2 separate regions of the Homo sapiens genome follow, and region 2 is linked to region 1. The links are chromatin loops, found by intact Hi-C in ENCODE. Cell type or tissue: PC-9. All regions are shown on one strand. Each heading gives the region's core, and the rest is flanking DNA. Links, peaks and the distances in the headings are about the cores only.

Evidence for each region. Hi-C counts contacts between places; a loop is a spot of excess contacts. Peaks named below come from ENCODE experiments on the same cell type or tissue, not always from the same donor. Only the 100,000 strongest peaks of a DNase experiment are listed, where the experiment ranks them.
Region 2: a loop joins it to region 1, with 5 times the contacts of the local background. A loop is called at or near these places in 3 of 110 quality-filtered maps.

Annotation. Positions count from the first base shown.
Region 1 is chr19:35,304,379-35,309,510 of GRCh38, reverse strand. The region is part of intron 7 of MAG (myelin associated glycoprotein); the gene reads right to left. Among named protein-coding and RNA genes, the nearest start is that of MAG, 15 kb to the right of the region's middle. RefSeq lists an enhancer at 3,894-4,781. In PC-9, for the core only: CTCF peaks have their summits at 2,471 and 2,670 (motif pointing left); a DNase peak (open chromatin) is centred at 2,610; H3K4me3 peaks cover 115 bases; H3K27ac peaks cover 940 bases.
Region 2 is chr19:35,466,788-35,471,919 of GRCh38, reverse strand. No RefSeq gene overlaps it. Among named protein-coding and RNA genes, the nearest start is that of FFAR2, 21 kb to the right of the region's middle. RefSeq lists enhancers at 498-1,071, 2,794-3,367. In PC-9, for the core only: a CTCF peak has its summit at 2,998 (motif pointing right); no DNase peak of the experiment used is centred there.

The DNA of each region.
Region 1 (5,132 bases), core at 747-4,746:
AGGTCAGGAGTACGAGAGGTTACAGAATGAGACGCTGTCTCAAAAAAACCCCAAACAACAACAACAACAAAAATGAAAGAATGAAAGAAACCAGCCCCAGCCCTGGGCCAAATTCCTTAAACCCTCATGTAAACCCATACCCTGACCCTCACGGACGTGTCTGGGTAGACCCTCCCTTTCTCTCGCCGTAGCACTGTGCAAGTTCCCCTCCCAAATGCTTTGGACTGATGATCACCTGGTGGTTTAGTGCCTCTCTCTTTGGAATCCCAAGTGGCCTCATTTCGGGGTGGTTTGGGGTGCTCTCTTGGGGCAATTCTTCTGGTGCCACTTTTGAGGCGACTCTAGCCTCAGCTTCAGCCTGGACAGAGCACTATGTCACAGGGACGGGCCGTTTCTCCTGGGCCCTGGCTCTTACACTCTCTCTAACCTCATTCACCTTGTAATACATAAATCAGATCATGGCACTCTCTGCTCAAAACCCTCCTTCTGTTGCTCCGTGGTTCACCTAAAATACAAATCCTTTATTTTTTATCGTTTAGAGACAGGGTCTGGCCCTGTCGCCCAGGCTGAAGTGCAGTGGCAGTACTATAGCTCATTTGCACTCTTGGCCTCTAGTGATCCTCCCGCCTCAGCCTCCCAAAGTGCTGGGATTACAGGCATAAGCCACTGCGCCCAGCCACATTTGACCATTTTTGACATGCAGAAAAAATTTCACATAGTTCAATGTAATGTATACAGCAAAAAGTACGAATATTCACCCTAAATGAAATCAGTATAGATTACAAACAGCCTTGTGTTCTTTAGGCGAGATTTTGCTGTCAAATCAGGGTGGTGCCAAATTTGCAAAAAGCCTTTTGATTTTAAAGCTTTATGTTCAGAATTGCAGAGGACGGTAAATCTGTCATACTCATGATAGTTACTGGAGGGTTTTTGTTTGTTTTTGTAGAGACAGGGTCTTGCTATGTTCCCCATGCTGGTCTTGAACTCCTGAGCTCAAGCAATCCTCCTGCCTTGGCCTCCCAAAGTGCTGGGATTATAAGGCGCAAGCCACTGTGCCCAGCCCAAAATACAAAGTCTTTCATCTACAAGGCCCCTCAGGCCCTGCCTGACCACACACTCTCTCCTTCTCTCCCCCTGGCTTAGTCCTTTCCAGCCACACCGGTTCCTTGCTGTGTCTGAAAATCGTGGAGCTTTCTCCCACTCCAGGGTCTGTACGTTTCTCCCTCAACTTGGAACACTTCCATCAGTTGCCTGTGGAACGCCCTCCCTCGCTCCAAACTGGCCTCTACCCATGCGGCGTCTCCTTCTCTGACCACCCAGGGAAGCTGCACCTCGCTCCACGTATCATTCACTCCCTGCCTCACTCAGTTCTCCTCCCCAGCACTCACCCTCCCTGCATCACACACTTACATAAGGGGCCTCCTGTTTCCATCAAGACAGGGGCTTGCTCCTTCTCCACTCTGGGCCCCACACGTAGAAGGGAGGAACCATGGAACTCTCCCAGCCCCCGGCCTCCCCAGACCCTTGGGGCTCACACAGGCTTAGACTATCCCCTCCTTTCTGGCTTCCAGGCTGTGCTCCTTCCTTTCAGTCTGCGCTGCAGATGCCCCCCACTTCCTCCCCTAAAGCCGCCTTGAACCCCGGCCCTTCCTCACCCATGAGATTCCCTCCTGCCACTAGCACCAAACACCACCCTCCACCCAAAGTCACTTGGTTGAGCTTTGCTTTGCTGCCACTGGATTACAAAAATAGTACTGGTAGGTTTTTTCTTTCATTTTCCAAAACAGGAAATTATTATTATTATTATTGTTATTACTATGATTTTTGAGACGGAGTCTCTCTGTCGCCCAGGCTGGAGTGCAGTGGCACGATCTCTGCTCACTGCAACCTCTGCCTCCCAGGTTCAAGTGATTGTCCTGCCTCAGCCTCTTGAGTAGCTGGGACTACACGTGCGTGCCACCATGCCTGGCTAATTTTTGTACCAAAATACGCAATTGTATTACAGCACAGAATGCTGCTTTTTAAACTGTGTTCTCTTTCTTGGCCTGAGAGTCCAGCACCCTCCTTGGCTTGCTCTAGACTGAGCACTGGTTCTCAGTGAGTTCTCACCAAAACCCACTTACACACAGGCAAGAGACCCTTGGCTCACCTACCCCACCTATTTTCAATTGCTAGCAAAAAGAATGTGCCGGTAACGGTGGTGGACCTGGGAGTCACACGGGCACACGGATTCACGGCAGGAATGGGAACCTCTGTGCAAACATCTCTAAGTCTACTGAATAAAAAGTCCTGTTCGGGCAGAGCTGCAATATGCTTGCTATAGCGTTAACCAGCTAACACGCCACGGAGTACATTAATAACAGCGAACCTGAACCGACAGACATAAAACTTTTTCAAAGCACTTCCACTCAAGACAGCCCCACTGGTGCTCTGGTGACAAAGTGTTCGACCTGGATGTCGGCGGAACGCCGACACCCTGCCGGTGCACGTGCTTAGTATCTTTTCAGACAACCTGTGAAGCTGCGGAAACTGTTATGGGACTCTAGACAAACCTGTAAGACAAAGGTACAAAGAATGAGGAGTTTGTGGTGGGATGGATTTGGCTTGAATCCCAGCTCTGCCATCTACTGGCTGGGTGAGGCCACTCAGGCTCCTGGGCCTCTAGGATGGAGTTCTCATCTGTGCAAACCAGGGGGTTACAGTCAGTAACTCACAAGGGGCTACGGGACTCCGAAGATAGGCGCGCAAGTGTGTTGTAAACACTTAACATCCCAGCCGGGTGCAGTGGCTCACACCTGTCATTCCAGCACTTTGGGAGGCCAAGGCAGGAGGATCACTTGAGCCCAGGAGTTTGAGACCAGCCTGGGCAACAGAGCAAGACCCCATCTCTACAAAAAATTAAAACATTAACTGGGCATGGTGATGTGTGCCTGTAGTCCCAGCTACTCAGGAGGCTGAAGTGTGAGAATCAGTTGAGCCCAGGAGGTTGAGGCTGCAGTGAGCGATGATCAAACCACTGCATTCCAGCCTGGGCAACAGAGCAAGACCCTGTCTCAAAAAAATAAAAAATTAAAATTAAAAATACGTAACATCCCACCCAAGTACTCATGGGTGGATAGACAGAACCATTCCCGCAGAGAGGTCACATGAGCAAAACCTCAGCAGCAAAACACACAACAAATATTTAACCTGGAGTCCAAAGGAAAAATCAGTGAGAAAGATGATGACATCCAATATCCACAGAGTATGTAGCACTATGAACACTCAGTATTGTTCTCTTAGTTCTTCTTTTTTGTGGGGGAGTGGGGGGGTGGGACAGTCTTGCTCTGTCATCCAGGCTGGAGTGTGGGGGTGGGACAGTCTTGCTCTGTCATCCAGGCTGGAGTGGGGGGATGGGACAGTCTTGCTCTGTCATCCAGGCTGGAGTAGGGGGGTGGGACAGTCTTGCTCTGTCATCCAGGCTGGAGTGGGGGGATGGGACAGTCTTGCTCTGTCATCCAGGCTGGAGTGGGGGGGTGGGACAGTCTTGCTCTGTCATCCAGGCTGGAGTGGGGGGCTGGGACAGTCTTGCTCTGTCATCCAGGCTGGAGTGCACTGGCTCCATCTCAGCTCACTGCAACCTCCACCCCCCGGGCTCAAGCGATTCTCCTGCCTCAGCCTCCTGAGTAGCTGGAACTGCAGGTGTGCGCCATCACGCCTGGCTAATTTTTGTATTTTTAGTAGAGATGGGGTTTTGTCAGGTTGGTCAGGCTGGTCTCGAACTCCTGGCCTCAAGTGATCCAACTGTCTCAGCCTCCCAAAGTGCTGGGACTACAGGTGTGGGCCACCACGCCCAGCCTAATTCTCTTAGTTCTCACAGCCATCTTTGTGGTAAGATACTGTTATGAACCCTTGCTAAGGGTTGCAAAGCTGAAGTCACTCGCCTGAGCTCAGGCAGGAGGATGGGGACAGAGCTGGGATTCTAGCCCAGGTCTGTTCAGCCCTGTTGGGACTGGATGCCAGTCAAACTTCTGTTTCCTTGTATTAAACTGGGTTGAAGAATGGTACCCTCCCCTCAATCACATGGTTGTAAGAACAAAATAGGTCAATGCGTACAACGTACTCAAGCTAGTTCCCTAGACATCTCAGGCACTCGGTAAGGTTGCACACTTCCTGCATGCCCCGTGCCGTTCAGGGCTCTGGGGTTGGCAGGTAAGACAGAAGGCCCTGCTCAAGGGTCACCACCACTGTCAGTGAACATTGGAGACCTGGTGCCAGGGAACATTGACTGTGTGGAGAGGGAGGGGGCCTGAGGGTCGCACTCTCCAAGGGCAAGCACTTTGACACAGGCCTGGGTGAAGAGTAGGGAGCTGGCAGGTGGGGCAGGGGACAGGGCCACTGCTCCCCTCAAGTCTAGCAGGTGAGGCCTGCACACTCCACATCTGCCTGCGTGTTCGTTTTCAAGAGAAGCCGGATTGAGTCCTAGAGTGCTAAGAGCTGTGAGGGAGGTGAGGCAGCCAGAGGTTTAACAGCTGGGGCAGACAGGAGTCTGGAATTATCGGGCTCGGACCCACTTTTATAGCTGCCTGGCCTCAGGGAATTCCGCCCTTGAGTTTTCTCCTTGGTAAAGGGGATAATTATAACACACCCCTGTTTCACAGGGTGACCCTAGAATTGAAAATGAGCCAGATAGGCTGGGCATGGTGGCTCACACCTGTAATCCCAGCACTTTGGGAGGCCGAGGCGGGTGGATCACTTGAGACTAGGAGTTGGAGAACAGCCTGGGCAACATGGAGAAACCCCGTCTCTACTAAAAATAAAAAATTAGCTGGGCATGGTGACGCATGCCTGTAATCCCAGCTAGTTGGGAGGCTGAGGCAGGAGAATCGCTTGAATCTGGGAGGCAGAGGTTGCAGTGAGCCAAGATCGTGCCACTGCACTCTGGCCTGGGTGACAGAGCGAGACTCAGTCTCAAAAAAAAAATAATAATAATAATAAAAATAAGAACTGAACCAGAAAACAGCTGTAGAGGATTCAAGGTCTGGCCCAGGGCAGGCCCCTAACGCGCATTTGCTGCCTGCTGCTCTTACTATAAAGGAGAGATCTGCACCCCACCGGAAAATGTATGTGAGTTGGTGCTGCAGGCTTGTTCA
Region 2 (5,132 bases), core at 533-4,532, 160 kb before region 1:
CCTAAACGCTAGAGTAATTTGAGTTTTCTTCTCTGTGTATGTTTGGTGAACAGTGTTGATGAAAAGAGTCAAACTGTAAAATATTTTGAAGAGATTTATTATGAGTGACCATGGCCCCGTGACACAGCCCCCAGGAGGTCCTGAGAACATTTGCCCAAGGTGGTCAGGGTGCAGCTTGGTTTTATAATTTTAGGTAGGCATGAAACATCAATCAAATACATTTTTTTTTTCTTTTGAGACGGAGTCTCGCTCTGTCCCCCGGGCTGGAGTGCAGTGGCGCGATCTCGGCTCACTGCAAGCCTCGCCTCCTAGGTTCACGCCATTCTCCTGCCCCAGCGTCCCGAATAGTTGGGACTACAGGCGCCCGCCACCACACCTGGCTAATTTTTTTTTTTTGTATTTTTAGTAGAGACGGGGTTTTGCCATGTTAGCCAGGATGATCTCAATCTCCTGACCTCGTGATCTGCCCGCCTTGGCCTCGCAAAGTGCTGGGATTACAGGCGTGAGCCACAATGCCTGGCCTCAAATACATTTAAGAAATTAATTGGTTTGGTCCAGAAAGATGGGACAATTCAAAGTGGGGCAGGGCTTCCAGGCTATAGGTAAATTTAAACATTTGCTGGTTGACAATTGATTGAGTTTGTCTAAAGACCTGGGATTGACAGAAAGGATATGTTCAGGTTAAAAGATTGTGGAGACCAAGGTTCTTTTGAAGTCTTACAGTGGCTGCCCTTAGAGACAATAGATGACAAATGTTTCCTATTCAGATCTTTAAAAGGTGCTAGACTCTTAGTTAATCTCTTCAGGATTGGGAGGGCCTGGAAGAAAAAGATCTAGCTATGTTGATAGAGATTCTTTACAGATGCAAATTTTCCCCACAAAGGACAGCTTTGCAGGGCCACTTCAAAATATGATTTTGGAGTAAAATATTTTGACTTTCTTCTTTATCAAGTAACGTTATGCCACAGTAAGACTGGAAAGTAAGTCACGATATATAGGGTTAAATAAAACCCAACTGATGAGAATTTATGGTTTTTAGGGCACGATTCTCTGGGCCCCTTAGATAGGAATTTGGGCAGGATAAAAAATCAGAGCTTAGTCCTCAGCAGAATCAACTTAAAACCAGGCTTTATGTGTTTATTATGAAATAATATATGCTCATGGGAAAAATGTAAACAGTACAGAATTATGTAAAGCAGAAAATGAGGCCGGGTGCAGTGGCTCATGCCTGTAATCCCAGCATTTTGGGAGGCTGAGGCAAAACAATTGCTTGAGGTCAAGAGTTCCAGGCTGCAGTAAGGTATGATTGTGCCACTGCACTCCAGACTGTTTTTTAGTGACAGTCTCACTCTGTCACTAAAAAACAAATTTTTTAATGAAAAAAAAAAGAAAGAAAGTTGACCTACCTTCCCTCCTCCCAATTTCCTAAGTAACCATTGTTGACTGTCACGTAGCCTTTGCGAATTTCACGTACATGTGTACACATCCATGCTTTCCTAGCAGAGGCTGAGAATTCAGACTCCGGAGTCATACAGATCCAGGTTCTAGTCCTGCCCTGCCACTTATTTGCTGTGAGATATAGGACAAGTTATTCCACAATCGCTCTAAGTCTCAGTTCCTTTTTTTTGTTTGTTTGTTTTGTTTTTTGGAGACAAAGTCTCAGTCTGTTGCCCAGGCTGGAGTGCAGTGACTCGATCTCAACTCGCTGTAGCCTCCATCCTCCCACCTTAGTCTTCTGAGTAGCTGGGACCACAGGTACATGCCACCATGCCTGGCTAATCTTTTTTATATTTTGTAGAGACAGGGTTTCACCATGTTGCCCAAGCTGGTCTTGAACTCCTGGGCTCGAGTGATCCTCCCCAAGTGTTGGGATTACAGGCATGAGCCATGTGCCTGGCCAATTTCCCTTTTTGTAAAAAGAAAAGTCATGGCAATACCTATGTCCCTGTGCTTTGGTAAGAATTCATTGAACGGTGCATGCAGAGAGGTTAGCTCTGTGCTCACATGTATGAAGGTCTCAAAAACACTCAGCTGCTATTATTATATATATATATAGTCATGCACCACATAACAACGTTCTGGTCATTGACAGACTGCGTATATATACAATGGTGGTCCCATATGATTAGAATGGAGCTGAAAAATTCCTGTCACCTACTGACATTGTAGCTGCTGTAACATCATAGCACAATGCATTACCTTTTCTATGTTGAGATACACAAATACTGTTGTGCTCCAGTTGCCTGCAATATTCAGTACAGTACCATGGTTTGTAGCATAGGAGCAATAGGCCATACCATTATAGCCTAGGTGTGCAGTAGGCCATCCCATCTAGGTGTGTGTAAGTACACTCTGTGATGTTTGCATAACGACAAAATTGCCTGTATTTGTCAGAACATATCCCCATTGTTAAGTGACACATAACTATACTGATTTTAAGATTATAGACAGTACTGTTTTATTTATTCTCTTCTACAACTGCTATTGTAGCTTCATAAGATGTTTCAGACCTCTTTCCGTACCAAGACTCATACTGAAGGCCGGGCACGGTGGCTCACACCTGTAATTCCAGCACTTTGGGAGGCAGAGGAGGGTGGATCACTTGAGCTCAGGAGTTTGAGACCAGCCTGGCCAACATGGTGAAACGCTGTCTCTACTAAAAATACAAAAATGAGCTGGGTGTGGTGGTGGGCACCTGTAATCCTAGCTACTTGGTAGGCTGAGGCAGGAGAATCTCTTGAACCTGGGAGGCAGAGGTTGCAGTGAGCCGAGATTGTGCCGTTGCACTCCAGCCTGGGCAACAGAGCAAGACTCTGTCTCAAAAAAACAAAAAACAAAGACTCATCTTGATTTAATGCAAGGTTAAAAGACCCCCCCTTGCCAACTTCCTCATCCCTAAGTTTCTGCTTCTGGGCGATTTCCAGTGTCTGGGTGTGGATCACAGAGGCACAGCAGCCTGAGTGGTGCTTGGACCTGCCAGGGTTTGCAGGCGGGTAGTAGCCTTATCTGCCCAGGAGGTGGCAGGCAGAATCTGAGGAGGATGGCAGGTAGCACAATGAGAAAGTGTGGGGTGCTTTACAGCCTTTATCTCTGTGACCTATACCCTTGGGACCTGGTGTGACTTTTGAGTCACATCTTGCTTCCCTGGAAGGGGCCATGCATCCTACTTTCACTTTTCCCTGGGGTCTTAGGGCAGAGTTCAGGCTATCCAGAAACTAAGCAGATCCCAGGAGCTAATGTTATGGTTTTACAGAACCTGCTGTCCAGAATTTTTTATTTTTATTTTTGGTGAGACAGGGTGTCACTGTCACCCAGGTTGGAGTGCAGTGGCACAATCTTGGCTCACTGCAACCTCCGCCTCCCAGGCTCAAGTGATCCTCCCACCTTAGCCTCCCGAGTAGCTGGGACCACAGGCTCGCCACCACACCTGGCTAATATTTTGTATTTTTTGGTAGAGATGGGGTTTTGCCATGTGAAGCTTCTGAGCTCGGGCGGTTCTCCCGCCTCGGCCTCCCAAAGTGCTGGGATCACAGGCATGAGCCATCCCGCCCGGCCTGTGTAGAATATTTTTTAACTGGCTTTGTGATTATATTCTAGGATATTTTTCATTTCATTTTAAAAAAAGGGAATCTATGGTTATGGTAAATGGTTATTTTCATCCCACCTCTCTCCCCACCGTATACATACCGCTCTTAGTTCTGGGACTTATTCTCTCTCCTTCCAGGATCTAAGCCCCTTCTCCTTCCTTCTCCATCCAGCTCTTCTCTAAGGTGCTACTGATCTGACAGTTCCACTTTTCTTCTTTTTTCTGCTCCTGTAACATCACAAAACTCAGATGTCTTCTTTGCTCCAAGGACCTTATATGACTTACCCCTGTCTGTACCCGTTTCCCTCTTTATGAAGGAGCTAGTCCTGGATTCTTGGGGACCAAGTGCTTGAGAGGTGACAAGCCTTAACAGTCCTGTCTGCAGAGGAGGTGATGGAAGGGCCCAGATAAATGACAGTGGACATGGGTGAGAGGTCAGGAGCAGCGACGGTGATTTCTATGGTACAGGATAGTTCCTGTCAGGGATCATTGCTATATTAGGGCCAATAATAATTCTTTTACCATCTGGCCCATGGGCTGTTGTCAGGATCAAATGAGATAAGATTTCTGAAACCATTTGGTACCAGGTGAAGCACTTTATAATCTGTCTGATATCATTAATTAGCAAAATTACCCATACCCCAACCATGCTGTGGTAGGAAGGACACTGCCCGGAAAGTTAGGAGACCTGAGTCTGCTACCACCTCCCTGATGGCGAGTAGTACGTTTCTTTTGCTAGCAAATTGGTTCATTCATTTGTTTAACACTGACTCTGTGTCAAACATGGTTCTGACTGCTGGGGATGGATAGGTGTACAAAATGGGGCCGGGCATAGTGGCTCAGGTCTACGATCCCAGCACTTTGGGAGGCTGAGATGGAAGGATTACTTGAGGTCAGGCAGGGGTTCGAGACTAGCCTGAGCAACATAGCATGACCCTGTCTCTACCAAAAAAAAAAAAAAAAAAAAAAAAAAGCCAGGCTTGATGGTGTGCACCAATAGACCCAGCTACTTGAGAGGTTGAGGCAGGCAGGAGGATCACTTAAGCCCAGGAGTTTGCAGCTGCAGTGAGCCGTGATTGCGACATTGCATTCCTGCCTGGGCAAAAGAGTAAGACCTCATCTCCAAAAAAGAAACAAAAACATGCCGGGCCCGGTGGCTCACGCCTGTAATCCCAGCACTTTGGGAGCCAAGGCAAGCGAATCACCTGAGATCAGGAGTTTGAGAGCAGCCTGGCCAACATGGCGAACCCCGCCTCTATTAAAAATACAAAAATTACCCAGGTGTGGTGGCGGACCCCTGCAATCCCAGCTATTCAGGAGGCTGAGGCAGGAGAATTGCTTGAACCCAGGAGGCGGAGGTTGCAGTGAGCCGAGATCATGCCATTGCACTCCAGCCTGGGTGACAAGAGTGAAACTACGTCTCAAAAAAAGAAAAAAAGAAAAAAAGAAACAAAAACCTAAGCAAAATAACCAAAGTAGATGAGTTATCCTGGAACTTACATTCAAGAGGGGAAGACAGACAATTAGCAGGCAAACAAACAATAAC